Linked DNA regions of Homo sapiens: region 2 is linked to region 1. The links are chromatin loops, found by intact Hi-C in ENCODE. Cell type or tissue: PC-9. All regions are shown on one strand. Links, peaks and the distances in the headings refer to the core of each region. The heading gives the core; the rest is flanking DNA. Region 1 holds the start of LGALSL (galectin like). Region 2 has its middle 20 kb from the start of MIR4433B.

What was found. A loop is a pair of places that touch in the nucleus more often than their neighbours do. Peaks named below come from ENCODE experiments on the same cell type or tissue, not always from the same donor. Only the 100,000 strongest peaks of a DNase experiment are listed, where the experiment ranks them.
Region 2: it touches region 1 in a loop (8-fold over the local background); 7 of 110 quality-filtered maps call a loop at or near these places.

The regions. Positions count from the first base shown.
Region 1 is chr2:64,446,789-64,461,625 of GRCh38, forward strand. It overlaps LGALSL (galectin like), which reads left to right and starts at 7,374. Exons shown (of 5, transcript NM_014181.3): 1 at 7,374-7,793; 2 at 8,556-8,627; 3 at 8,801-8,889; 4 at 9,500-9,677; 5 at 11,497-14,593. The coding sequence starts at 7,758. The coding sequence ends at 11,640. It overlaps LGALSL-DT (LGALSL divergent transcript), which reads right to left and starts at 8,090. Exons shown (of 3, transcript XR_002959392.2): 1 at 7,737-8,090. RefSeq lists silencers at 7,131-7,550, 7,561-7,630, 7,721-8,020. In PC-9, for the core only: no CTCF peak of the experiment used is centred there; DNase peaks (open chromatin) are centred at 6,543, 7,243 and 7,903; H3K4me3 peaks cover 3,579 bases; H3K27ac peaks cover 2,542 bases.
Region 2 is chr2:64,353,466-64,368,302 of GRCh38, forward strand. No RefSeq gene overlaps it. Among named protein-coding and RNA genes, the nearest start is that of MIR4433B, 20 kb to the left of the region's middle. RefSeq lists an enhancer at 10,439-10,578. In PC-9, for the core only: CTCF peaks have their summits at 7,036 (motif pointing right) and 10,495; DNase peaks (open chromatin) are centred at 6,736 and 9,346; H3K4me3 peaks cover 430 bases; H3K27ac peaks cover 5,432 bases.

The DNA.
Region 1 (14,837 bases), core at 2,859-10,858:
GTTCTAATGTTCAATAGTAGAGTTGGGTGACTATAGTTAGCAATAATGTATTCTATATTTCAAAATAGCGAAAAAAGAGAACTTGAGATGTTCCCAACACACAGAAATGATAAATACTCGAGGTGATGGATACCCTAAAGACCTTGACTTGATCATTACACATTCTATGCCTGTAACAAAATATCACATGAACCCCCATAAAAATGTGCAAATAATACATAACAATTAAAATTAAAATTTAAAAAGCTGAAATTTCCCCTCTCCATTTTACCCCACCTTCACACACACACACACACACACACACACACACACACACGGCAATCTTTTAAAAAGTCGTGCCAGCCCAAAGCCTCCTGAATTTATACAGTTTGAACTAATTATCAGGTTTCAGAGAAGCACTGAACCAACAAAGGCCAATAATGTGAATGAATGAAATGTGCTGAGTTGAATCAATGTAGACTGTCAATGTGAATTTCTTCTTCGGTTTAAAACATTTTCTTCAACTCTTAATCTTTCTCTATGGGATAATCATTTGAACAATTCAGGCCTGAAATCAACATGTACCAGAAAAACTGGATTTAGATGGAAATCATATTACCTAAATGGAGGTGGGATGCAACGAGCCCCTGAATTGAAAGCATTTCATTTTGATTTTCTGGGCTCTGTTGCCATGTTGGCAAGGGAGCTCCTACATCCACTCTGAATATGTCACATGGAAGAGGCATTGTGCAGGGGAGGAATCTATGATATGAGGCTAGCAGAGATATCCTTAGGAAATATGTATCTAAGAGGAGGGCAAGTATTTTAAGTGCAAGTAATGCATGTGGTCGTTTTTGCTCTTTTAAAAAAACTAAAAATTATCATAATGGCAACTAAAACAGAGCATAGCTCAATAAATTGTTCTTGAATAAATAAATGAAGTATGCTTTCTCTCAGTCACCTTGGGCAATCAAATTTGGATGCCAGGTTTAAATTCCCAGGTCTCTTCTGGTTGGTGGTTTGCTCAGAAGCTGTGCTGTTAACCCATACTCTGTGTAGTTCACCTTTGAAAAAATCCAGAAATCTGTGTCATCCAAATATGTTTCCTCCAAAAATCAAATGACCACCTGGCAACATGCCTCCTGGGTTTTCCTCCCCATTAGTCAGGATTTCCAAATGACTGCTAAATCCAAATCTTGGTCTTCTTCCACCCAGCCAAGCCAGGCAAGTTTCCATGAAACTACAAAACTAAGAAGCCCTTTATGCCACTTGACAACAAGAAAATAAAATCACAGAGGCGGTAAAGAGGAGAACTATAAACGAGCAAATGAAAACAGAAATGACAAGCATAATGAGAGAGCATAATTAGGCCTGGAGCACCGCCACACAGGCCTGTCACATTCCTGATGGGTAAAAGATTGGCTGACCACAGACCCGCCTGTTGGAATTGCCAAAGGTGAGGCTGGAGAGAAGGCTCAGAAGCACATGGTTGACTCTTTATACACAAAAAGCTCCACTGGAAAGAGTGTTAAAATATCTCATTCACACTGTCAGTTCCAAATGCTGGAAGCAAGGGTTCTGTTTCCCTGGACAGCGCGCATTCCACTTCTCCATTGGCCAGGCTTTCTGTTCTAGGGAGGACTTCTCAGACACGTAAAGGGTCCACGGTGACATTCCCCGGGGCTTGAAGCAGAGCATACCTTTGAAGCCTTGAGCTCCTCCTGGGAATGCGTTCATTATTCTCTTCTTAAGCTGGAGATTTTCTGAAATCAATCCTTTCTGCACTAAGTAATTAAAACACAAGCAGAAGGCTCATTCTAGTCTCCTCATAAATAAACCAAAAATAAGTGAAATGTTGGAACTGGCATTGACTGCCAAGTTTTATGGCTGTCCCCTAATTACTTTGGTACAACACACATTTGTGTGTGTCTAAAATAATTATTTGATAACCATGACCATAGTTCCTAAAATAATTAAGAACCATAATCACATTGTGAAATATAGAAATACAGCCTGATAAATGTTTGCCCTCCTACCTAAGTAGGTAAACAAAAGGATGCTGAGTTTGTGTATTTTGCTGCCTACATGAATATTGATCATGAGCGGACTGGCCTGAAAAAGCAATTATGCAGAACTGAAAGCTTGAATGGACCTGTAACACTGTGCAGTGTCTTATTCCTCAAAGTGGAATACCACCATCCTTTGAGAGCTGGGGTGAGGAGGGAGTCAAAGCTGCAGGGTAAACAAGATAAACATTTGGGATGCTGTACTATAGGTAAAGGCGTGGGGAGCACATTATGTCCACATCAAAATAAACATGGCAATATTATGGAACAGAATGCACAATGCACACAAATCTCTCAATATTACAAAGACATTTTGATCTGGCAGCTACACCCACAGGGTCCCTCATGGGTCATCCTTCAGTTTAGAGGTTCTTTGTGGAATCATTTGCAAAGTGCTCCTAGGTAATCAGGAAGCAATGACTTGCCAAATAAAAAGGAAGGTGTTTCTGATGTGCATGTATCAAATCTAGATTTGACTGGAAAAAATTTCATATCATATACATAAATATGGATAATAGGAATCTTAAGGAACCTTCTAGATCATTGGTTGTTACAGGGTGAAAACTGGCTTCCCTCTACCCTTGTAGGTTCCTTGGCTGGACTATGAATTAATTTGACATAAGACAGGTTAACAGGAGGAAAACATTTTAATTACATACATACACACGGGAGTCCCACACATTATGAGACTCCAAAGGGTCAGATGGTTGGAGCTCATATAGTATCCTGAGCTACAGAAAGGAATAGGGCTTAGGGCTTCAAGAGGATGGTGGCAACGTAAGTTGTGGGAGGGTGAAAGTACGAACGTATGGTGAATAAAGGTCATCTTGTTATGTAGATAAAGTCACCCAGAAAATAAAAGTTGTCTGGAGCAGCCCTCTTCATGATGCAGATACTGTATTAGATTTCCTTTATAGATATACATTTCTTTTACAAAAGGACAGCTTTTCCAGCTGCAGTTTCTTAGAATAATCAGCTCAAAATATGCCAAAGAAGTATATTTTGGGGTGCCATATTCTAGCCTCCTACAGTTACATTTTGGGGTAGTGTATCCTGAGCCTCAACTGGGGACAATTTGTGCCTTCCCTTCCAAGAGGGGCATTTGTCAATATCTAAAGACATTTTTGGTTGTCACACTAGGAGGGGGAAGTGCTATTTGCATCTAGTGCTCAACGTCTTCTAACACATCAGACAGCCCCCCACAAAAAAGGGTTTCCTAGCCTAAAATGTCACTACTGTGAGGAGAAACCCTGCTTTAGAAAATGTGTATATACACACCGATAGAAAATGAGTGGTCTGTAAGTTCAAGTTGGGCCTTGGGATCATGGCCCATAGGAGGCCTCAGATGGCAGGCATGGTGGAAGGGATGGAGGCACGTGCCTCTCTGGACCAAGGCACAGACGAAAGGCAGCCTCTGGGAGCAGGGGTTCAGTTCAGCTGGTTGCCACACCAGAGAGAAGAGTGGGATTAGAATTCAGGCCACAAACAGAGCTGCAGTGTGGTCTTCGAAGACTTGTTGTTGTAGTTCTGCAGCAGTTGCTGCTATGCATATGCTTAGGGATATGCCACCTCCTTCAGAAAGTGGCCTTAATCCTCCAAATGGGAGTGAATCTCCCCACATCAGTGCTCAGGCTGTGGGTCTGAGGCCTTTATTATCTTACCCACTAATACATCCTGCCATTATGTCCCAGAGTAGACGGTAAGTTTCCTGAGGATGAGACTCATGCATTTTCACCTATCTCCATAGTACCACGGCATGTAGCAATACTGATAAAATAGTTGCTGAATTGTCATCAATATTTATTCTTCCTCCCAATATTAGAAATTCCATGTGCATACATTTGAACAAAACATATAAAATGTTAAGGTAAAAAGGAAGTAATCTACTATTTTCTTCTGGAAAAATCATTTAGCAAAGCCCATCTTCAAAGATTTGTTTGTACTTTTTTTCAAAGCTAATAATCTGTTTGACTGCCTTCCCCACTTCTTTAACGTTTTTAGTAGTTTCCAGTGGTAACATGGTTCATCTTGAAATTTAACTACTGCATTTCATAAATGGGTCCCAATTTGGTTAATGTTTTTACACACAAATACCTATAATCAAAGCATGGAGCAAATTTTGCCTATTCTTTGCTATACAACTCAAAAAAGAATTTTTTAAGCTCTATAATTCATTAGTTTGCTAATGGCTTTTCCCCATAAGAGATAGTTTGACCCTGCTCAACTTTTAGTTACAGCAAAAAAACTCATTCAGGCTTTCTCTCTGCTCTTCATATTCAAAATAAACCATTCTATAGACTGAGAAGGAATCAAGCACTTTTGGAATAAAAGGCAATTTTCCATGATAAAACATTCTGAGCACGTTTAGTACCTTCCTATTCTTTACATTCCTAAAATGTAAGAAACTCATCTCCAGCAATCCAAATATCTTAAACTCCACTTACAAAACAAATCAAAGGGTTATTCTTCGCCCTACAAAAGCACTTATCAAAAGATTCAACCCAAGATTATTTTCATTCAGCAGCACCTACTCTCAAACCCATTTCAATTTAGATAGTATTTACACAGCTTTTCATGAACCAGAGCTTTCTAAGAGCTAAGAGGGAATGATGAATGAGTTCTGCCCCTTAATTCTGCAAGTGAGGAAACTGAGGCTCAGAAGACCATATGAACTCTCCAAGCTGCAGGATAACAGCTGGGACTTATCAAGGGCCCAGGGCTTCTCACATCTTCACCACTTCCACCATGTCAAGGCCACCATCACGTCTTGTTTGGAATGCTATAGGAATCTCCTAGGTCCCATTTTTACCCTCCCTCCTATCATCCACCCTCTCTCCAAAGGCCACTCCATACAGCAGCATGTGGATGAATCTACAATAGAAGGCAAACTATGTCCCTCCTTTGCTCAGAAACTTTTAATATCTTCCTATTTCCCCATGTAAAAGCCAATCCTCAACCACAGTGTAGAAGGGCTATCCATTTCTAGCTACACATCTCCTCAGTCACTGCCCCCAGCCCCAGTACTTGGGGACTTTGCCCTTGCAGTTCCCTGTGCCAGCAAACTCTTCCTCCAGATGTCCACATGACTCACCCCCCTCCTTCAGGGGTCTTCTCAAATGTCACTTTACCAGAGGTGGCTTCCCTGACCATCCTGTATAAATAGCATCACCCTACCTCCTATCTCTCTCTCTACTGGCTTTTTAATTATTTTTATTATTATTGAGACAGGTTCTCACTCTGTCACCCAAGCTGCAGTAGAGTGGTGAGATCACAGCTCACTGCAGCCTTGACCTCCTGGCTTCAAGTGATCCTCCCACCTCAGCCTCCCAAGTAGCTGGGACTACAGGTGCACACCACCACACCCAGCTAATTTTTTTTTTTATTTTTGTAGAGACAGAGTCTCTCTGTGTTGCCCAGGCCTGTCTCAAACTCTTGGCCTCAAGTGATCCTCTTGCCTCAGCCTCCTATATTGCTGGGATTATAGGCATGAGCCACCGCACCTGGCCTTATTACTTTTTCCTAACACTTTTGTCACCCGACATATTTTGTTTATTGATTTCCTTTGCCCACTAGAATGTAAGCTCAGCAAAAAAGTAGCCTGCTGGATCCCCAGTGCCTGGTATACAGCAGGCACTCAGTATTTTGGTATAATAAGTGCTTACTATGTCCCCAATACTGTTTTAAGGAAGGTATTTACTTAATCTTCCCAATAACCTGAGATAGGCATTATTATCATCATTGTCATCTCTGAGTCACAGATGAAGAAACTAAGGCACAGAGAAGTTTAGTAATTTTTCCAAGATCACACAGCTAGTGAATAGTAGAGCCAGGATTTGAACGCGAGACACCGGCTCTTTAACCACCATCACATGTAGTGTCACCCTTATTGTGTCACTCAGTTAATGATAAAGAACTACTGCACTTTAATGCTTCTTCTCTATACCAGACTCTCAGAAATTGATACATACTAAAGTATGCTTTCAAATGTCAATCATTTCCTATAAGTGCCTAACATTTTAAAGTAATAAAGTGTGATTTTGAGCTAAGACTGGTAAACAAAGTGTGCTGCAGCCACAAGCGTACTGCGCTTTAGCCTCTATCTAGTTCAAGAACCACTTCCAGAGGATATGAGTGAGGCTTACAGGCGTGTGCAGGTAATTCTCCCTGCTCAACTGAGATTACCATCATTAGCTCTGGTCCATAAAGGGAAAACTAAGACACAAAAGCCACATTGATGTTCTAGGCCACACAGCCAATTGCAGTGACTAGAAGAAAGAAGCCTCCCCGGGCGGCGAAGGTTGCAGTGAGCTGAGATCGCGCCACTGCACTCCAGCCTGGGCCACAGAGGGAGACTCCGTCTCAATTTAAAAAAAAAAAAAAAAAAAAAAAAAGGAGCCTCTGAGGGGCCCTCTGGGACTGCAGTAGGTCACACATGCTCCCTGCTTATTAGCATAGAACGCCCCGGTGATTCATGCAATGGAATGTTTCAGCCAAGGATGTCACCTAATAGAGGATATGTTGATACAGCTTTATCTGAGAAGTTACATAATCGTCCTAGTGTGGAAATGCCATAAAGGAATTTCTGGCTTGAATAAAAGAGGTGTGTATCCCCTGGGAAGTACTCCACAAAGGGTATGAGGAGATTTTCAGTGAGAAGCTGACTACCCCAGACTGGGCAAGTGACTTGTTAAAAACAGGGCTCAATGGAGGCTCTCTGAGGACAGTGACTGCGCCCACTTTGATTTGGTAAGGCTTTGACTCCTGCTCGAGAGAGTCCAGGGACCCCTAGACCTGCCTGTCCTTCCACAGGGAAGAGCGACCTTTCTGTATCTAGCCTCCTGGGATAGAAAGGTCCCTACCTTGAGTCCTCTCTGCTTCGTTCTTTCAGGTCACACATTTATTTCTGCAAGCCTTCAGACCTTCCATTCTCTTTCTGCCCTAGAGAGCAGAATGAATCCTTCCCCCGATTTTGTTGGAATTCTCTGAAAGAAATCCTGCCAAGTCTCCCACTCTGGAATACCACCCCCAGCACCCAATCTTCCCTCGACCTCGCCTCCCATCGCCCCACCAGCGCCCAGGACGTGGCAGGAGGAAGGAGGCTGGAGGGAGGGGCGCGGGTGGCACGAGCACCTGTCACCTGACCGGCTCGGGCCCTCACTTCTCCAGCCCCGGCCCTGCCCACCCTCTGGCCGGTGAGAGCCGACAGGGCCCCCGCCCTCCCGGACCCGGACAGGCCCGTCCCTCCCGCCCCGGCCTCCGCCACCGTCCAATGGCCGAGGGGCAGGGCCCGCTGAGCAAGCCGCGGCAGCCCCGCCGGGTCCCCGCCCTGTTCCCGGTTCCCGAGCCGGGCCCCGGAGGCCTTTAAATGCTGCCCAGGGCCGACGCGGCACGGCCCTCGCCACTTTTCTTGGTCGGGCAGCGGCAGCGGCAGCGGCAGCAAGCAGCCCCGTCGGCCCGGGTCCGGGGCCGTTCTGGGCCGCGGCAAGCACCTTCGCCCTCCCAGCTCGCGCTGCCTCCCTCCCCTCCCCTCCTCCCAGGCTCTGCCTGCCAGGTCGGCGCCGGGCCCCGGGCGCGCGCGCGCGCGCCCCCTCGTGTGTGCGCGCGCCCGCCGCCAGCTCGGACCCGCGCCCCCGCCCCCGCCCCGCGCAGGACAGCCCCGGGATCCCCGCCCGCGCGCCGCGTCCCACGTACCCCGCCGCGCCGGGCAAGAAGATGGCGGGATCAGTGGCCGACAGCGATGCCGTGGTGGTGAGTGTGGCAGGGCGCGCGCGAGGCGCCCCTCCCCGCCGTCCCGCACTCCGCCGCCGCCTGCTCCAGCAGTGCTGGGGTGCTGAGCAGCCGCAGGCCCGGCCGGCGCCCGGCGCGTGGGAAGGCGCCCGGTACCTGTTAGCAGCCGCTGGCTGCGCGCGGCCGGTGTTAGGGGCTGGAGAGGCTCCCGGGCTGCGGGGCTCTGGGCTGGGGAGGGAGTTTGGGGAGGATGGCGGGTAGGGACGCCCGACAGCCCCCTCTGTGCCGTGCAACCGCCAGCCAGGTGTGCGCGTGGGTGAGTGTGTCCGGGGCGCGCGCCCCGCCACCGCCCCCGACGTACCGGGGATTCCCCCTTGGAAATGGGTCGGCGCCCGGGGCTCCCGAGAGAAGTTGAGCACGGCCGCTGCACTTCAGTCACGTCCCGAAGGACAGGCCTGGCCCACCGCGCTTCCAGAAGCGTTTACGGTTGGAGAGGGGCCTGCCCTCCTCCGGCGTGGGGCTCTGGCTCTTCGGTGGACCTCGACCTTGATTTTGATCTGGATCTGAAGGGTCTGCGGATCTTCAGAGGCTTAACTACCGGGTGGAAAGGATGGGTTTTGTTCGGGGGTGATGAGATTATCTAAGAGACGGTGAAGAGGCATCATCTGCAGACACTGTGTGCATGTGGAAGGCTGCTGGATTCCACCACATCTGTGTGGGTTCTTCCTCCAGCCCCCCAAAAAAGAGCCCATGGAAAGCCAATCTGTGTACTTCTATTTTTAGAAACTAGATGATGGCCATTTAAACAACTCTTTGAGCTCTCCAGTTCAAGCGGACGTGTACTTCCCACGACTGGTAAATGATTTTGCTCTGTGTCTCTGCCTGTACCTTCCTCCTTTCTCATTGCTTTTTAAAATTTTATTCATTTGTTTATTGCATTTTCCAGTGGGTCAGGCCTTCAGGGTCTGAGGTCTTGGCTTTTCCCTAACAGGCTGTAAAATTCATTTTTCTTCTCCCACCCTTTTCAGATAGTTCCATTTTGTGGGCACATTAAAGGTGGCATGAGACCAGGCAAGAAGGTGTTAGTGATGGGCATCGTAGACCTCAACCCAGAGAGGTAAGGCAGAGTCTTTGTCAGGACAGAACTATCAGGCTGTGGCTGAGCCCTGCCCACTTCTGTTGTGGTTTAGCACTCCTCTTCCTCTCCTTGTGGACAGTGTTGCTAGTTGCCAGTGCCAAGAAAGTACCATGTTCCCATGAAACGAATATGTATGAATCCCAGCCATCATTTCTCCAGACAGCTATTTATATCAGAGATTATAAATATAGGCCCACATTTTCTCTTTGACCCTTAGGGAGGCCAGAGGATTTTTTTTTTTTTTTTTAATGGTTTTGAAACATGGTGCCAGGAGCAAGAACTATCAAGATGAATAAGAACCCAACTTAACATTATTTCCCCTGGTCAATTTCTGTGGCTGTTTTTGAGAATTCCGAAGTGGAATTCTCTAATTTTAGTCATTTTCAACACCAAAGTTTTCACCAGAGCTTGCTTTAGGTAACAAAATAAGCTGGTTTGACTTACTTCTCCATAATCTAACCTCTCTTGAAGAGTAGTGGCCTCTTAAAAATGGACAAACCCAGAGGAGGAAGAAGAAATATAAGCACTTGGGTCATTTTGAAATGTTTTTATATCCAACCCTTAATCAGTGGGATGATTTTCTTTTCAGCTTTGCAATCAGCTTGACCTGTGGGGACTCAGAAGACCCTCCTGCCGATGTGGCAATCGAACTCAAAGCTGTGTTCACAGATCGGCAGCTACTCAGAAATTCTTGTATATCTGGGGAGAGGGGTGAAGAACAGTCAGCAATCCCTTACTTTCCATTCATTCCAGACCAGCCATTCAGGGTGAGTACCTCGAGTGCCTCGGCTCCAGCCACTGGCAGGCTGATAATGTTCGACTTACCTAGTGTGTGCCAAGAACACTTGAAGCAGCCAGAATTTCTGCATGTCCAGGAAATTTGTCACCCAATGGTGAAAAAAAAAGATCAAAAGAGCTCTGTTTGCTGATATAAATTAACACTTGCCATAGTATCTTCTTAGTTCTATTCAGGTCATACATTTAAATAGACCCATATTTACATGTCCAAATTGTTAAGAATAAGTAACTTTTCTATGTAGTACCCAACATATAGTAGATACCTACCCCCAAATATCTGATTGATTAATCAATACTAAGTACCCACTTATTAAATATTAATATTAATAAGGTTGAGAGCTAATAAGTAGCTCTTTTATTTGTATGACATTTTAAAGAATATGATGATGATCATTTCATTTTCTCTTGTTCCCTTTGCTAATGAGGCCATGTTCGTGTCCTTGTTTCCCCCTCTGGATTAATTAGCCTCAGTCTATTTCATGGTTACAGGCTGTGTGGCTGACAAATTCCTTCCCTTGGGGCTGGATGAATAAAGATTTGCTCCCCACTATCTTCTGGGCAGGAAGCACAATCCAAACTTTTCATCCAATCAAGCAGCATTAGCAGCCCCTTCCTCTATGAAAGGCAATGCCAAATAAGAGATGCAGGTAGTGGCACAGTGGCTTGTGCCTATAATCCCACCACTTTGGGAGGCTGAGGCAAGAGGATTGCTTGAGCAAAGGAGTTCAAGACCAGCCTAGGAAACACAGCAAAAACCCTGCCTTTAAAAAAAAAAAAATTAGCCTGCCATGGTGTCACACACCTGTAGTCCTAGCTACTTGGGAGGCTGAGACGGGAGGATTGCTTGAGCCCAGGAATTCAAGGCTGCAGTGAGCTATGTGTGCATCACTGCACTCCAGCCTGGGTGACAGAGCAAGGCTCTGTCAAAAAAAAAAAAAATAAAGGGAAATGCAAGTAGTAATGGTGTTAAAAAGGGGTCAGACCTAGTGATGAATTGTCATTACACCTTAACATTACATCACAATAATGACAACTCAGTTAAAAGCTCCATGTTACATGTGAGCCCAATAAAACACAACTACACTTAACTGGTTACCCTTCATCTAGAAATTTTCAAGTGCCTCATGAAGAAGTAATTCTTTCACTTCTCTTCTTACATTCTGGGGAAAATAAGAATCCATGATTTTTGCATTGGTGGTAGAATTGAGATAGTTGCACTTCTAGTTATAGTCTCTGGAAGGCACCCTTGACCCATTATCTCTCCTCATCCCCTTCTCTAGAATGGTGATGTCCCCTTGGGCTCCTCTTGGCTAGGATAGTTTCTTAGTGATGAACCTTAATGCATAGCTCATGAATGTGAGTAACCACAGCTTCTGACTGCCAGGAGGAATATAATGCTCCCAACAGCAAAACTGAAGTGAAATAGGCCCTTCTTGGTGATAAAATTTAGTAATATAAAATAAATGTGACTAGTATCACATATGGAGCCTCCTTACATGGTGAATGCCAATGCTTTTAATAAACCCATCATAGCACACTACCAGTAATTGAACTTTATGGTAAATTACTTGAGGAAAAAGCTTTTACACTTACATTCTACACAGGAATCAGAAATTTTGGAGGTAGAGCCCAACAATCTGTGTTCTAACAAGCCCTCTGCAGGTCTCAATGCATTCTGATGTTTGTGAACCACTGAAGATACTGCCTTTCTTTCTCTAAAATGAAGTATTGTTTGTTTTCCCCAGTAGCGTTCATTGAAATTGTGGATTATTATTTTGTTTCTTCCAGGTGGAAATTCTTTGTGAGCACCCACGTTTCCGAGTGTTTGTGGATGGACACCAACTTTTTGATTTTTACCATCGCATTCAAACGTTATCTGCAATTGACACCATAAAGATAAATGGAGACCTCCAGATCACCAAGCTTGGCTGATTTAAACCACCTCTATTTCAAATAGGATCACGTGCCACAACTATCTGACTGTTGGTCTGGAAGAAGTGTCCTAGCAAGATCTGGAGACTTAAAAAGAAAACAAAAACAAATGGCAAGTTTCACTTAAGGGTGGTTTGCCCTTAAGAAGAAAGCTGTTGGGACAAAGACACCGAGCCATTATACCCAGAATAAAATAATACATTTATGCTGGATTTTATTCAGACCAAACTAAAATGGATTTGTGATGATTTGTGATTTGGTAGCAAATTATTCATCTTTTCAAAGCAAGGCAATGCTTAGAAACAGAAGTGCTAAAGACACTTAAAAAGCCAACAACAACGGTACAGTGAAATCAATGCATTTCTGCACTAAAGTGGAATTGTGTAGCACAACCAATATTTTAGTCAGGGTATTTACATAGAATGTAGGTTGTTCAAGGTTTGACTTTTTTTTTGTTTTTTGTTTTTGTTTTTGTTTTTGTTTTGCACAGCATAATGTTAATTCAGATTGTTGAAGCTTTCTTGTAGTTATTTATTTATACTCAATGTATGTATTAAAGAATGAACAATGTCTCAAGAACAGCAAGTTGTAAACTTTTGAATGTATAAATATCTTAGGTCCAAGGGGAGAAAATTACATATTACAATTATGAAACAGGTGAATTTCTGCTTTAAAGAATTGAGATTCTCCATACCCCTAAACTTAGGATCTCTTGATATAAACTGCTGTAAGTGCTTTTGGGAAACCTTTGCAAAACCATTTTGATAAAACTGCTTTCCAAGTTATTGTTGGTTATGTAAAATTCTATTTACATTGCTTTTTCTCCTTACTGGGAATTAGCACATTATTGGCTTCCTTAAGACTAATTATTTCTCTCTTGATTTATATAATAGCTCATTAAGTTGTTATTAATCAAAAACACAAAGAGGTGATTGCTTAGACAATTTTTAAAGTGACTATAGTATAAACTTTTAAAAGAATAATATGAAAATGACTGTGGAATGCAGTGTAAAGCAGAAGCAAACGGCCCTGAATAACTTACTTGGAAGTAATTTATATCAACTTAAGCTGTTAGCTCATTGTATAACTTTTCTTATGTGACCCTCACCAATATCCCTAAGTAATGCCTTTGGAAGCTTCAGAGTAGAAGATGCTTCCTACTGTGTTGGCTCTGAGGAGATAGTAGGATTAGATAGGATCCAGATTAGGAAATGATCCAGTTAGTTTATCTGAAAGGTTAACTCCCAGGACTCCAGGTCTTTGAATCCAGCCAGTAGAGTGAATGCTTCCAATTAAGCTGTAGGTGTTACCCTGCACTTACGGAACTGATCAAACAGGTGACTCCAACAGGAGGTTGCAGTACTGTAAACGTCACCGCAAGGCAAGGGATGCTTAAAGTCCTGGGTTCTGGACTTTAAAAGCTACATTGGCCCTGGAGGGAGGGACCCTTGGCATTGCTTTGATCAGGTAGTGAGGGAAGACAGGGTTCTGGGGTGGGGGTGTATTTATATATAATTTAGGTTTTGTTTGTACAGCATACTGTGTCTTGTAATGACACATCCTTGTCCTGCTTTCCTTTTTTGAGTTTTTTTTTTTTTTTTACACAACATGCAGAGGCACTGAAGTGACCATGTCATTTTCAAGTGTCAAGAATGTAGACAGTGTTTCAGTACCAAAGTCTAAAATAAACTAAAATTATGAATTTTTTATAGGTGATACATTTGGATTCTTCTCAACTTTGAAACTGTTTAGCACAGTTCCATTGTATTATATAAGAAGACACTGTATCCAACAAGACTGGCTGTACATTGAAAAGCTTTATGTACCAGCCAACTTATTTAACCATATTCAGCCTGTTCCGTGGGGGCTGTTCTGTGGTTCCAGGTATTTTCAAGCCTGTGATTAACTTCTCATGGCTTGTCACTTAAAAGTCCCTAAATTTGAGAGACTTAAAGGGCACCTTGAAATACATTTGTGGAGTTTTGATCCAACTTATGGTGGAAGAGCCCCATAGGAAGACTGTTTTGAGTGGCCAACCATTCCCACCCACTGCATAATTCAGCAGAAACTAGAGGAGCAGGGCGTGTACTGATTGGAATTGACACGCTTATTCTGTCTACCTATCAGCTAACTCATTAGCAGCCAAGCCCTTAGGCAGCTTAGTGTGAAAATACAATGTTAACTGTTTGTTTCTCTGTGAGGTTAGTGGGAACCGCTTGGATAAGCCTATTGGGATTAATCTAAATGATGTGATGATTTGATTCAGGTATAGCCCAAATTAGTAAGGGGCTTTAGCTGTAAACTGAAAACAATATTCACACCCTCTCCTGGGCCTGTAAGGTCTAAGGTGAGAATTTCAGGATGGAAAATGCAATGTAAAGCTTCCACAGGAAAGTATTCGGGTATGTAAGGTGTTATTTCTGACCAGAGCCCTAGTTCTGCAATAACCAAAACCAAGGAGTATAAATAACAATCAGGCTCTGGGGGAATAGAAAGCAGGCTTTAGACAATCTGTCCATTTCTACAGTAAAATTGGAGTGAGTGTGTATATCTACTTAAAACTTAATAGAAGTGACTTCTACTTTTTGGGCTATTCCAGAAGTATTTTAAAATTATTATTTAAAATTTTGAAGCCCCATTTCAAATCTTGCCGACCTTAGTTCAAAGCCCCCTGAGAGATCACTTTTAGAATTGAGGATTTGTTAAAATGGCAAGTCATTTCATTTGTGTTAAAAAGAAAATACCCAAAAGGAAGGAGGGAGCCCTGTTTGCCTTGAGATAAACGGCCTTGGCATTTTCTGGCATTAATGTAGAAATAATGTTCCTATGATGACATATTTTCAAAGAAACACTTTCTTATTTACTGTGTGGTGTAAAATGTTGCTAAATGTGTTGTTACATTATGTCACTGCTGAAAGTAATTTGCACTATAATAAAGGAATTTTCTACAAAACAGTTTCCAGTTTATAACATGCTACATTTGGCGCCAGGTATAGAGTACTTAGCATAGACCACGTGGCATAGCAGTGATTCCTCACTTTCACACTTATGCCTCAAGATAACTTTTTCCTGCATTCCCCACACTGATAAACAGAAGAAAAGTCTCTTGGGGCCCTCAGAGACCTAATAACTTACATTGTGAATGGTAAATGCAGTGGGTTCTTTTAAAATATAATTTGCATACAGCAAATTCACTC
Region 2 (14,837 bases), core at 2,651-10,650, 94 kb before region 1:
AGCAGATTTAATCCAAAGAAGACTACCTCAAGACATTTTTAATAATTGAACTCCCAAAGGTCAAGAATAAAGAAAGAATCCTAAAAGCAGCAAGAAAAAAATATAAACAAATAACATAAAATGGAGCTGCAATACATCTGACATCAGACTTTTCAGTGGAAACCTTACTGAGAGTGGCATGAGGTATTTAAAGTGCTGAAGGGAAATAACTTTTACCCTAGAATAGTATATCCAGTGAAAATATCCTTCAAATATAAAGGAGAAATAAAGGCTTTCCCAGAAAAACAAAAGCTAAGGGATTCCATCAACACCAGACCTGTCCTATAAGAAATGCTAAAGAGAGGCCGGGTGCAGTGGTTCACGCCTGTAATCTCAGCACTTTGGGAGGCCGAGGCGGGCGGATCACGAGGTCAGGAGATGAAGACCGCAGTGAAACCCCGTCTCTACTAAAAATACAAAAAATTAGCCGAGCGTGGTGGTGGGCGCCTGTAGTCCCAGCTACTCGGGAGACTGACGCAGGAGAATGGCGTGAACCCGGGAGGCGGAGCTTGCAGTGAGCCGAGATCTCGCCACTGCACTCCAGCCTGGGCGACAGAGCAAGACTCCGTCTCAAAAGAAAAAAAAAAGAGAAATGCTAAAGAGAGTACTTCAGTCAGAAAGAAAATGACATTAATGACTACTAAGAAATCATCTGAACGTACAAAACTCACTGGTAATAATAAGGAAAAGGTGGAGATAGTGATCGGGTACAAAAAAAATAGAAAGAATGAATTAGACCTACTATTTGATAGCACAACAGGGTGATGATAGTCAATAATAATTTAACTGTACATCTTAAAATAAGTGAAAGAGTATAATTGGATTGTTTGTAACACAAAGGATAAATGCTTGAGGGGATGGATACCCCATTTTACATGATGTGAGTATTATGCATTGCACATCTGTATCAAAACATCTAATGTACCTCATAAATATAAACACTCAGTACACAAAAAACTAAAATTAAAATCTTAATAAACAAATATTACAAAAGTAAATATTGAGAACCCTTTCTCCCAGCTTTATGCCCACCACCCTGCAAATAGGTAATAACTTTTAGTAGTTTCTTGGTAATGGAACTTCTTTAAAAATAGTATTGAAATAGGTTTTATAAGTTAGATTGGACCCATCCACCTCTTTCTGGAAGAGACTAGCTGGTACTGAGCACTGAGCAGTGTGGTCATACTTGGGTACCACAGCGTGCACAGGCAGAGGCAGCCCCCCAATCTTGCAGACTGGCATAGTGTCCAGTGTGGGTGCAGTTGGATACCCCAGAGCCAAGCTAACAGGGCATGGATCTGAGGCCATCAGTGTGGTTGAGGTTTTCCCCCTGTGACATCTTTGGTCTAATAATAATCCCCAAGGAAAGGGTATCAGTGTTTCCTAGAAACACATGACGAAGTCTGTAATCTGTCCCACCTTCAACCACAAGCAAACTTCTGCATACTCAGGATTACACGCATCCTCACAACTGAGATGACATTCCAAACCACAAGCACAACTCTTTGTTTTTGTGGTCACCACGTACAACAAGATAGCAGTTGATTTCCTTCACTCTCTTGGTTATGGTTGAGGAGATCAGCGGGAGAGTGGGAGGGAGGAGCTCCCTTCTGAGGGCTGGTCCCACAGGGCCCGGAGCTGGAGCGGGAGCAGAAGCTGGACTGGGAGAGAGCACAAGGCAAGCTGGGGAGAAATGCTGAACCACCCTGCCACCTTAGCTTTAGAATGTGTCAAAGGCATCTTTTCCTCACGCCACTCCTGGCCACATCCCTACTCATCACTCATCTATAAGGTTGTTTCCCAGTGAGTCACCTTCTCGGGCTTGCAGGCAAGCTCCCAACTCCTTCTGGCCTCAGCCAAGGGCACTTTCCAGACTTCTCCACTTATTCCCACCCTCCACAGGGCCCTGGAAATGTCACTGAAATCTCTCATGGTGTGTGAACTTCCCGGTGCCACAGCACATCCTGGAGATAATGGCCAAGGGAAGCAGACCACTTGCCCATTGCACTTTCTGGGCCATCTGTCTGATTTGAACTTAGGAGGATGAGGAAATGATCGGGCAAAGACAAACCAAACAGAGCTCGTGGTCCCACCCTAGAGCAGCATGTCATTGCTTACCTAGCCTAGAGTGGATACATTTTTCTGTTTGGTTCAAGTAGCATTAATTAATGTGTTCAGGAAAGTGATGATTGTCATGGGGACTAAGGGGGAGAATTTAAGGAGGAGAGGGAAAGGGTGGGAGCCAAAGTTCAGAGAACAGGAAATGTCTCAAGAGCTCTGGAAAGACAGCCTGTGATCAAATGTGTAGATGTTGAAGGAAATTCACATGGAGGAAAGGTGTGGTGCAGGTTGGACTCGGTACTGAGGGCACTAGAAAGGCAAGATGCCAAGCACTTTCCAGCAGGGCAAGACGCCGAACGCTTTCCTCATTTTCCTCATGCTCATGGAAGTCTCTCCCCTCTTTCATTTGATCAATGCATATTAGCCCCTACTTCACTTATGGGCACTCAAGAATCAACTAAAACAATGTCCTTCTCTGCATATTTTTTCCTGTTTCATTGGATATCTCCTCCTCAATTTTTGAGAAGAAATACAAGGTTATAAAAATCTGAATAAATTTTTCTCTGGAAGACTGATTTCGCCACGAGTAGTTCATTTCCAGAAATATAATCCAGTAACTATGTCCATGCAACACTCTTTGTAAGAATTTTCACAAGTCATAGTCACTTGCTTTCTTGAGGGTGACTGGCTCTTCCTTCAGTTCGTGGGATAAAGACTAGATCACTACTTCATGAGTTAGAAACAGAGTAGAGGAGTGTTATTTTGGTTTTCTTCATGCTGTTTGGGACTCTTGCTGTACTTTTTCTAAAACTCTGTTTTTGAGGCCACACAGACAGAACATTCTTTTGTACTCTTGTTGCTGTCTGGTAATATTTACTTTCATCTTATGGATTAAAGAGAGCTCAGATTTCTATATTTTAATACATGTGACCTAGATAGTGGTAAACCACCCACACTCACCCATAACTGTTTCAGATATGATACAGTACGTCTAAATATGCCTTTTGAAATTCTGATTAGCTCAGGGCAGGGGAGTATAAATTGCCTATGTTCCACTGACAGGAATCTTGCTGTTGGAGACTTCTCCAGTACCCGCCAAGCACAGACCACCTGGGGGAAAAGAACAAGAAGTATTCTCCCTCCCAGCTAAGTAGAATAACCTTTACTTCTGTCCTTCAGCACATGAACTGTAACTAAATACCTGTTTCATCAAAGCCAGATCCTCCCTCCTCTGGAAAGATTCCCCATCTTCCCAGGGACTGAACTCCTTGGGATACCCCCTTTTTCTCCTTTCTACTGCCTTGTTCCCTCTCCCTGACCTCAGAATTATTCCCATCTGCATAAAAATACACACTAAAAATTCCCCTTTTCACATGTCCCCCAGCTGCAGCTGCACTCCTCTGCTCCCACCACACTCAACATTTCTAGAATGAGTCCCCTGTTCACTGCCGTAGCCTCTGCCTTCACCACACCACTGAAATAGCCCTGTTCAAGCCCGAGTGACTGCCCTGTTGCCAAATCCAGTGGTCATGTTTTTGTCCTAGTCTTCTCCCCCTGCCCATTCCCTCCTCCTGGACCCCTGCTTGCCTCCTGGGCCAACCCCTCTCCAGGTGTCCCTTCTCCTTCACCACCATGTCTGCCCAGTCTCCTCTACCCAGCTTTTAATAGCCCAAGCAGTCCAGGATTTGGTTCCAGCCTCTGCCCTCCTTAGTCTCTTCTACCTGAGGCACCTCATCCTTGTCTGGGGATTGAAACACCCTCTTTATGCTGTTGACTCCCAAATGTCACTCACCAACCCAGACCTTTCCAGCGCAAGACTGGCTCATACAACTCTATGTGGCTTCTCTCAGTTCAATGTCTCATGAATCTCCAAGTTTAACCCATCCAAACCAAGGGCCGATAGGCATTTCTGAGCATTTGGGAATTAAAGGAATTTATTCTTGCTGCCTTTGTTCTGGATGATGCTGCCTGCTGATAAAATCTCTCTCTCTCTGTGTGTGTGTGTGTGTGTGTGTGTGTGTGTGTGTGTGTGGCACCTGGAGTTCTATGTGTACAGTATCCTGACAGGCAGCTGTGTGTCATTTTCCCTGAGCGAATTCCTACTGAACTGCCTTTTCCTACTGGTTCTGTGATATTTTGAATCACTGCCTTCTGCACCTCAACACCAACAAACGTCCACATCCTACATATTTCCTGGAATGCTGGGAAATGCTCCCTAAATTATGATGACTGTTCTGCTGGGACTATGGGACCAGGTTATACCCTTTCAGGTAGGGATGGAAAGAAAGTTCCGCCTGAAGGAAAGAGATCATTAACCGTCATTCAATCCAGAAGAGTTGATTCTGGGCCTTAGATGTAAGCAAGACAAACCATGATCCCTCTCTGTGTTCATGGCATCAATCAAGCCTGGAGAAATTGAAGATGTCAGTAGTGGACTGGTCACTGAGTTACATGAACATAAAACAATGTTTGAAAGCTCTTTTTGCTTAAGTCAATTTACTCACGAGTCCAACCCCATCCTGGCTGTTCCCTAAGGTCCTAAACTCCTCAATCATGAATGCTTCCATTCAGGGAACACTGGGATAATAGTACACACAAGAGGAGAATGTGAAGCTCTGGCCAGAGGTTCTCAATTGTGCTACATGTTGGAATCACCTGGAGGGCTTTAAAAAATGTTGATGACTGAGACCTTACCCAGAAACTCTGATTTACTTCATCTGGGGCATGGTCTGGTCATTGATAGGTTAACAAAACCTCCCAGGTGATTCTAATACCCAGCCAAGATTGAGAGTCCTACTCTGGACTATGCTGGCACAAACTGCACAAGGTTTTTTTCTTCAACACATGCCGATTTCCAGCAGTATAATTTCAGCTTCAGAGAGAAGCTTGGGCTTGCACTCATCAGATGGCACTGCCTCATCATGTGCAGTGTAGGGCTGTGTTTCCCCTGATAGACTGTGAGTTCTTTGAGGACTGGGGCCATGTCATTGCGTCTGTTTCTCCAGTGTCTAGTACATCACAGGAGCTCAATAAATGATAGCTCAGTGAATGGATGAACATGAAGCAAGGTGAAGTAGACAGTTGCCCCAGTCCCCGTGCCCTTGAGTTCACCTTCTGAGATGCACCTGCAGTGGCATGTCAGTGTGCACTCTGCATCACAGTTCATTCTGAGCTTGTCTCCAAGTTTCCCATACAGGGCACTCCGTGTGGGATTCTTCTCCACACTCCCATTGTTCTGCTGCTGCCTCCTCCAACAAGGCAGGGAAACTCCCCACAATAGGCTGGTTTCCTATTTGTGATGGTGGGGGGACTGTCACCTCAAGGTGTTTCATCCAGCCATTCCACACCTGCTCTCCTACTGGCCTAGGAATGTGGTACCCTGAACACTGGAAGGTCTGGAACCTAATGGGTGGTTCTGAGAAAGCATTATGGATGGTTTCTCTTTGAGATGTGTCACTGGTTTGACATTGTCATCTGTCACTCTCTGAGTCTCAGGATGACATCCCTTAGATGGGGACTCTGGGGGTGGTGGCTGGAGACGCCAGCATCATTGGTGCTTTGCCTTTGTTTAGCTCAGTTCCTATTCGGAATCCTTCACAATGGGGTGTTTTAACCAGGGACTCATACATGGCTCTTGGGGAGGGAGATCCATGACCCCCTGGAGTCACATGTCAGTATTGTACAAATACACTCTATGCACATTTCTCTAAAGAGAGAGAACCCCTCAATTTTAATCAGATTCTTAAAGTTGTCCATGACCACAAAAGGTTTGACTCATCTACCTCCCACTGTCTTCCCCACAGTTTTAACTTCCCACTGTTCCTAGAAGGCCTTGAGAGGGTGAGTTCTAACATCATTCTGCCACAAAGACCTGGAATGGGGTTGTCTAGGTTAGACCAGCCTGTGCATGTAGAACAAGACTACAAATTATTTGGTTTTCTGAAAACTTGGAAGGTAAAGGGGAGTATTATTAGTGGCCATCCTTCATCTTCCAACATGGACATTGATGCCACATGCAAGTGCGTGTGCCTGAGTGTGTGTGTGCATATATGAGTGTGTGTGTCACTGGCAGGGCTTCTCACACTGAGCATGTGTGTAACATCTGACAAGCAGCTGTGTCTCATTTTTTCTCGGCTTTTCCTGGTTGACTGACCATACGTTTCCTAGGTTTTGTGATGCTTATGCAAAATGGCCAGAATGCCCTCAGAGAGCTCAGCTGCCTGCTACCAACACGCCCACTTCCTGCCCACCTTGGACTACTCACACAACCCCCTGTTTCATCCCTTTCTCCAGGGTGGATTCTGTTTATTTGCAGCAAGATGCATGCGGTGTTGCCTCCTTCTTCTCCCTGGCACTCTGAAAGCACTCTCTGAGGCTGGGCGCCACCCCTACCTGAGTGTGTCTCACTGGCAGCAGCTGTGGATGAAGGGAAGTCTTATCTTCCCTTTGGCAGAGGCAGCAGCCCATGGAGCGGGTAGCCAGTGCCGTGCACACTCAGCCCCATTCTCTGTGGCAGTGGAAAGAGTGACAAGCATGGGCTTTAAACAGGGAAGCCAGTCTGGGGACTGCTAAGGCTCTAATAAGGCAGACTCAGAGAGAGCTAGGTGACCCCGCCCAGGACTGAGTAACGTTTGAGTCAGCATGGGCTGGCCTGGAAACGCAGAGTCGAACCTGCTTGTTCTCTGACTAGCCTGAGACTTGGCTCACAGCTGTCCCAGGCAAAGCAGAACACGTGGGAGCCTTGCTCCCTGCCCTCCCTGATGGCCTGATCTCCAGCCTCCTTTCCACTGCCTTCTCCTGCCAAGCCTTATATTTCCTCCTGGAGAACATTTCTCCCTCAGGCAGGGGAGCCTCCCTCATCAGGCTGTTGGTGCTGGCATAGTAAAAAAGGCAGGATGGCACCAGGGGGCACTTGTCTCTGTGTATGTTGTGCTCTGATATCAGGGCGGTAGCTCCAGCATGAGGAATGTGGATATCCTAGGCTTTGCTGATTGAGGGGTCCTGAACCTATGGGCTTCTCTCCTTGCCCAGATTTTTCTGTGTGTAAACCCCATGCACATATGAACACCTACTTAAGTGCATATGGTACCGTATCTGGTGCCTGCCCTCAGACAGAACCAAGATATGTGTGGAAACCTTGTCTGCACACAAGAATAACGACAATTATTTGGAAACAACAGCTGACATTTATTGAGCGCAAACCATGCTGGATACCTTGCTATGCACTTAACGTGAATTATCTATTTTAATTCTCACACTACATGTGAAGTAGGTCCTCCTATTATGATATTTTACAGAGCAAAGTGAGGCTTACCAGAGTTAAGTAACTTGCTCAAGATACACAGTAAGTGGTTGAGCTGAGCATCAAATCCAAGTTCATCTCCACAGCTGCGTGCATAACAACCATCAGGAACTAACCCTGTGAGGACGTCAAGGCACTGTGAGCAGCCAGAGAGTGGTCCAAACAGCAGGTGACACAGGAATTCCGTAGAATGAAAAAGCCTGATGATAAGAGGAAGGCGAAGGAACAGAGTGGGAAGGAGAAATGTGATGATTCTGGAAAACAACACCTTGAACTTTGCCATGCAAATCTGTTGGTTCCACTTAAAGCTTGATATTGAGAAGTCTTATAGGGGATGCCCATAATGATCTCTAAACTACCCAATCTCCCCACTCTGACAGATCCTCCCTGCCACAGTTTCAGAGCCCTTTGTCATCTGCTGCCAGCCCCAGCCCACGCCGGCTGATTTCCAAGGGAGATGCTGTAGCTGCCCTTCGCGTCCACACACTCTGTCAGTGCCCCGGCCAGATCCACTCAAAACCCTCCCCACAGCCCACCCCCGCCAGCTGTGGGAGCTTTGCTGGGAACAACCTGCCCCTGTGGCTCCCTAACAGTCCTGTCCTCAAGCTAACAGAGCCACTTTCACCCTTCAGGAGCAGACAGGCTGGGAATGTATGAACCCTCGAGGCCACCTGCAGCCAATGATTGATAACCATATGACACTCAGCTCGCTTGCCTCAAGGTGGAACAAACTCTAAGGTGTCATTTCTACTCCAGAGCTCCTCAGGGGCCAGGCTGCTGCTGACTTCACCTGAGGTAGCCCCTTGCTTTCCTTTTCTGTTCCACTGTCCACATTCCCTTGCGATTTTCGTGGGAGCACAGCCTTCATAACCACATGTGCACAAACCCTTATCTCAGGGTCAGCTCCTGGAAGCAGACTTAATGTAGTGTGGCTGTGAAGTTCCACGGACATCTTCAAAGAGACTGAATTGACTTGAACTGACTATGCACCATGCCAGCCTGAGACTCTGGGGGCCTTCACTGGATCAAAGAACCACTGAAGGAAGAGGAAGCGATTCCATAGGGCAGGGAAACAGCTGGCTCTCACTGCCCCCAGGGGAAAGCCTACTACGCTCAGCGCCTTGGATGGCAGTCAGCATGAAAGGGTGAGCAGTGGTCCTCACTCCCAGAGACAGGACTGCAGCCCTCAGCCCTTGCTCATTCCTGCATCACAAGCACAGGAGAGGCTAGAATTAGTGAGGAAGGAGGAACAGAGGAGGGGGAATGCGCTGGCTCCTAAGGGTAGGTAAAAGGGGAGGGAGGACGTTTGGGGGAAGGAACAGGCTGAGTGATGAGGAGCAGGTCCTCTTGGGCCTTCTGTCCCTCAATGGAGCTAGACCTGAGGCCACAGCCTTGCAGCCCCCTCACTGACAGTCTGACCCCTCTAGTCCCCCTGAAGAGCCCTCACCCCATACCTAGGACAGCCACTGAATATGAGCCCTTTCTTCCTTCAGTTACTCCTGCTCCTTTAAACCACAGCAGACTCAGGTGAGAGTAGGTCGTGATTTCCACAGGGTTACCTCATCCAAGAGCTGTGCCCCCCAGAGCTAAAGTAAGGATGATTTCAGGAGAATACCCACAGAAAATAGGTCTCTTTCTCCATGGACATTCCATTCACTCCCTATACATATACGTGTTTCGACACACACATGCACACACACACACACACACACACTTGTATTTTCTCTTCTGTGCATTGACCTCAGTCCAGGCCTGCTGGTTAGGCAGGTGTTGTACAGCCAGACTCTGGGGTTCATGGATTTTCCTGGTTGAGTAAGAACTGACTGGCAGCCTGACAGAGCTAAGCACAAGCTCAGGTCACAGAAAAAGTGGTGGGGCTGCGAGAAGGAAAGTGAAGCACCCCAGGGCCTTGAGACCTGCCTAACAGCAATGAGCCACTCCCCTGCTTGAGTCATCTCCACTCTCTCCTCCACACCTGCACAGAAAGAGTGACCTGCTGCCTGGGGAATGCAGGTGCCTCCCTCCACAGCCTCGTCCCAGGGAAACAGCTGTTCTACCTTTGGGAAGAGGGAGTCTCTTCCTTGGCCCTGCAGGGATGCCGTCTCCTGCCTTCTTCCTCATTCCCAAAGCTGTGGCAATTCTCCCTCCCTGTGCGATGCCAGGCATGGTCTTTGCTGGCGTCCATTCTCCATTCATGGGTGTTCACCCATCATGAACCAGGAATGTGCTTCCTCCTGTCAGTACGGGACAGTCCTTGTATGGGAAACATACAATTCCTCCTCCCACTGTCAGAACTTCCACTGGTACTTCTCCCCACAGCCAAGCTCAGGCCTCAAAGTAGGCTGAGAAAATCTTCAGCAGGGAATATAGAGTTCTTAGTGTATATTTTTTTCCACTCGGGAAAAGCAACAAATTTATATTCCCTCAGTAAAAATTCAGTCAACCCTCAAGGCTACCATGGACAGTGGTGTTGGTTGTACCCTGCACAAATATGCCCTGCTGAGGGGATGAGTGGAGGCTGAAATTCAGCTACAGCTCACTTGCCACAGTGTGTATTCTGGTATGGGACTGCATCCGTTTAAAGTTTGCACAGAAGCACCTCTTGATCGTTGGGCTCCGTACCCAGAATGGGCACCTTTTCCTAAGGCATGCAAGACTCACTATAGGATAGCCTCTGCCCTGCCAACCTTGCTTCTCTCACCTCCTGCCTAGAAGTACTTTTGTCTTTGCCCATTCTTACAAGGCAGTATTTTTCCCCTTTCACCTCCTCCTTCTCTGTCTGAGGACAGTCTGATAGGATCAGAGACCCACAGACTGTCACTGCCATTGAGAAATAACATCCATGTGCCTTTTGAGTTCTTATTCTCAGATGGACAGCCACCCCAGTCATACTGGGCAGAGCTGTCAAGGGTGGTTTGCCCGTCCCTTCAGCCTGGTCTTCCTTCCTGATCTTCCTGTCTTCCTTCTTTTCCTCCTATAGTGTCCAGCAAGACCATCTCTCATGAAGCTTGCTCTTGAGGAGATAGAGTCACAGGAGGTGAGCAAGGACTAACCTGAAAAGATCCCCTCTAGCCCCACCCTGCCCTGGCTGCAGCCTCAGGAAATGGCAGGTGGAGCTCATCATCAGGCCTGGCTCCAACGCCCCCTTGCTTTTCTATGAAATATTTCTCTTCGCTTGTAGCATTGCATCTTCTTCTGCCAGGCTGTGAGCTGGAACTAAGCATCCCAGCTGGGGGCATTCCTCAGCACAGAGGGGAGCTTAAGCAAAGTTTGCAGAAAGTGCCTCCTGGGGCAAATGGCCTGCACTGGCTTCAGTCTGATGTGGTGGAGGCTGTCACTGCATATCTCAGACAGATTCTCCCTGCTCCTTTACCCCTGAGTTTTCTCTTTGCAACTTCCCTCCTCAGTTGTTTGCAGGAAGCAGCAATTAAGAGTTTGCCTTGTGTTGTTGGAGCTCCTCGAGCTTAACTCTGAAGCCCTTGGCTGGGCAGACCTCCTGTGGGTCCTTCTGAGGGCTTGGGGCTCGGTAGATAATTTAGAGCCAGTTTGGTTCCACGGATGGGGCCCACCCCACATCCCCAGGCTTCACCTGTAGCACAGGAGGGGCCAGACCTGCTCACTTTCAGGTGTACCCTGATCTGGGGACTCTGCCAAGCTCATAGCCAGGGCTCAGCCTGTTCCAGTATCATACTGGGGGTCTGAGCACAGCTTAGTAGGATAGGAGGCAGGGCTCAGATAGACCCAGACCATGGTTTGGAAATATCACGTTCCACTAAGAGGAATCAGGCACCTTGGAAAAATAGCCAATTCTAGGGCTGGAGCGGAGATATATGAGCTCGGAATACCTTGTGGCTGTGAGCCAGGTAGTACTCAAAGAATGACAGGAACATGTCAAAAGGACACAGCAGCCAGCTTTAAGGAGCTCCCACTGGCTGTGTTCAGGACAATTTGAGCATCAAAATAGTGATAATAATGGATTCTAGTCTATTTACTATGACAGGAATCTTTGAGCCCATACTGATAAAAAATGAATATTAATAAATTGAATGTTCAATGAAAAACAGGGCATTTACATAATCTCAATGTATTTCCCCACAAAATACTTAATTACAAAAGGGAAAATAATAATTTACAGTGGAGAAACTGGCAGACACCACCATAATCAAGTGACCAAAGTAAACATCACCAGTCATGGGACAAATAGAAATCACGTGGCACCTGGTAAAATCAACGCCAAGAGCACAGGAGGATTGTTGCGATGTGACTATTTGTGTGGAAAGGTGAGACTACAAATTCTACAAAATGGGTGGCTTGCGATTTCCAAAACCATCAAGGTTCTGAAAATCAAGGAAAAGTTGGAAGAACTGTTTCAGACTAACCGAAGAAGACTAAGGAGAATTGCCTGTTAAGTGTGATGTATGATCCTGGCCTCAATCCTTTTACTTTAACATATTTGGGACTATTGCACAACTTGAATTTGTCTAAGAATTAGAATGGTAATTGTATTAGTCTGTTCTTACACTGCTATAAAGAACTACCTGATACTGGGTAATTTATGAAGAAGAGAGGTTTAGTTGAATAACAGTTCTGCAGGCTTAACAGGAAGCATGACTGGGAGGCCTCAGGAAACTTACAATCATGGTGGAAGGCGAAGGGTAAGCAAGCACATCTTCACAATGGCAGAGCAGGGAACAGGTGAGAGAGAGGAGGGAAGTGCAACACTTTCACACCATCGGATCTCATGAGAACTCCCTCACTATCATGAGAACAATATGTGGGAAACTGCCCCCATAATCCAATCACCTCCCACCAGGTCCCTCCCTTGACATGTGGGGATTACAATTCAGATGAGATTTGGGTGGGCACACAGAGTCAAACCATATCTGTAGTGATATATCAGTCTTAATGAATAGATTTCAATGGTGGTTTGTGGTTATGTCAAAGAATATTCTTTTTTGTAGGAAATACACAATAAAGTATTCAGGGGTCATGGGGCATTATGTGGCAAACGTGCTCATTTGTTTCAGGGTAAAACAATGCTGCTCTTACAAACATTCTGTACATTTGAGATTGTTTCACAAAGTTTTAAAATCATTTAATTAATTAAATGAAACCCTGTACCTACAGTTAAATTCAGAATTGAGACATCTATTTCCACAGAAGTTTAAGTGTAAAGAAGTTAGAGGCTTTATGTGGATACATACTCAATATCCGAATAATATAAAAATGGCAATGATATTATATAGCTTGAAATATTATTCAGATTAAAAATAATCACATGAGACTCTGAGGGCAGAAATGTGTCTATTTTATTTACTACTACTGTATTCTCAGCAGAGGATTTGGCATTAATAAATATTTGTTAAATAAATGAATAATATGTGGCAAATAATAAGACCCCAATAAATGGTAATTTTTAAACTGTTGTTGTTACTTATAAGGATGGAAGTCAACCATGTGAAGCTGCCAAAATGTTGGTCTTAGGGTGGCACAAGGTAAACAATAGCTCAAACACATATCACAATAGTCCTGCCAAATCTGGACAATCATGCTCAGTTCTAAATGCAATATTTTAAGCTCTATCAGATTTAATTGATCTCAGCTGTAAATAACAGGATACTTGATTTACAATGTCTTAAATAAATGCAGGTTTGATCTTCTCATCACACTGAAAGTCTGGAAGAAGGCAGTTGGTGGTGGCAATTCTCATTTCAACAGTTTCATTGCCTGAGTCTCTGAGATATTTTTGGCCTCTCCCTCATGGTGATAAGATGACTACCCCAGTTCCAGGCATCAGATGCCCTTCCAAGGGGGCAAGAAAAGGTGAAGGGACTATGCTAGTAGCATCTATCACTACAATTAAAAAGGCAAAAACTTCCTTATAAGCCCTTCACTAGGTCTCTGTTTATGTATGATTGGCTAGAACTGGGTCACATGGCCACCCCTAGTTATAGGGAAGATTGAGAAAGGCAGCGTTTTGTTTTTCATGCTTTACATTGGGAGTAGCCACAGCAAAAGAATTGCAAATGTCTGCTGAGTTAGCCAATGAACAGTGTCCGCCGTAGATGGACACCAACCAAAACATGTCCAGAGGAACACAACTGGGATGCTAAGGGGTGTAGAGGTCATGTCCTGTATGGCTTGGTGGAAGGAACTGAAGTTGTTTGGACTGAAACAGAAACAACTTAGGAGGATGTAGCAGTCACCTGATAGATCTGTCACATGGAAAGGGAATTTACTTTCTCTGTACTGATACAGAAGACAAAAGTTAAGACTACAGGTGGGAGGTATAAAGAGGGGCCCCTGGTCTTAGGCTGGCCCTCCTTCACATGGCTGCTTTGTGAGGGAGTGAGAGACCCTTGCCTGGAAGTGGCCAGCAGTGGCTAGACTATCACATATCAGGGACATCCTCCATGGCATGGGGGACTAGAGTGAAGAAGCTAAAGTGTGACTTCCAAAGCACAGATTCACTGAATTTTCTGTGACCCAGTCAGAAGCCAGGCCCACGAAGAAGTGGGCTGGTTTTGCTCCTGCATAACTTTGTTTTCAACACCTTCTTGGTAAAAGGGAGCATCTTTCTTCTGAAGAAGTCAAAACACTAATTTATTTCTTTAGTCACATCCTACCGGGCTTCTTCTTTCCTGCACATAGCTTCAGGGGTGTTTTATCTACTCATTCACTTGAACTTGTGCGTAACTGAGGAAAGAGTGCTACCTCCTCACTGATGAATGCAACAGGAACTTTATGCTGGGCAGAGGGTTAGAGCAGAAAGAGTGGCATTTTGACCCCAGGCTTGAGTTGTCCTTAGAGACGAAGATAATACACTATCTGCTTGACTCACGCAGTTGTAGGACTAAGTGTTGCTGAGTGCTTTGAAAATCTTCAAGTGCTGAACTAATGATAACTATTACAATAGAAATGATTATTCTGTCTTCTGTCCTGTCACAGAGAGAATATCAAATACCTGGATCCCCAGCTGGAGAACCTTTAAATTGGTGTAAAAGTCTGTCTCCCCACAAGTGTTTTCTGTTCGCTGGGGCTTCACTAGCAGTTGTTTGAATGTTTCATGAGTTTTGTTTTGAGCCTTCTAAATTGGCAGTGATTTTTCTGCTTCTGTCTCTAGAGGCTTGAGCCAAAAAGATCAGCCTGAGTTAGTTCTTCCCCGGCCCTTGTAGCTGCATCTCTGCTGCTGCAGCCCAGCCCTTGGTCCAGGATCTGACCCAGAGGGGCCCAGGAAATGTAAACCACCTTCGGGAAGAGTGTGCTTTTCATGACCCAAATAGGCAAACATCACCTGCAGAGGAGCAATTTAAATTACTGTTGCTGAAGAGAAGATAGGGAATTGGACTTATAGTACATAAAAGGAAATGGAAGCTTCAGTTAAGTAGTTTGCCTGAGGTTGCATGTTTTACAAGATTGTGTTCAGTTTTTGAAA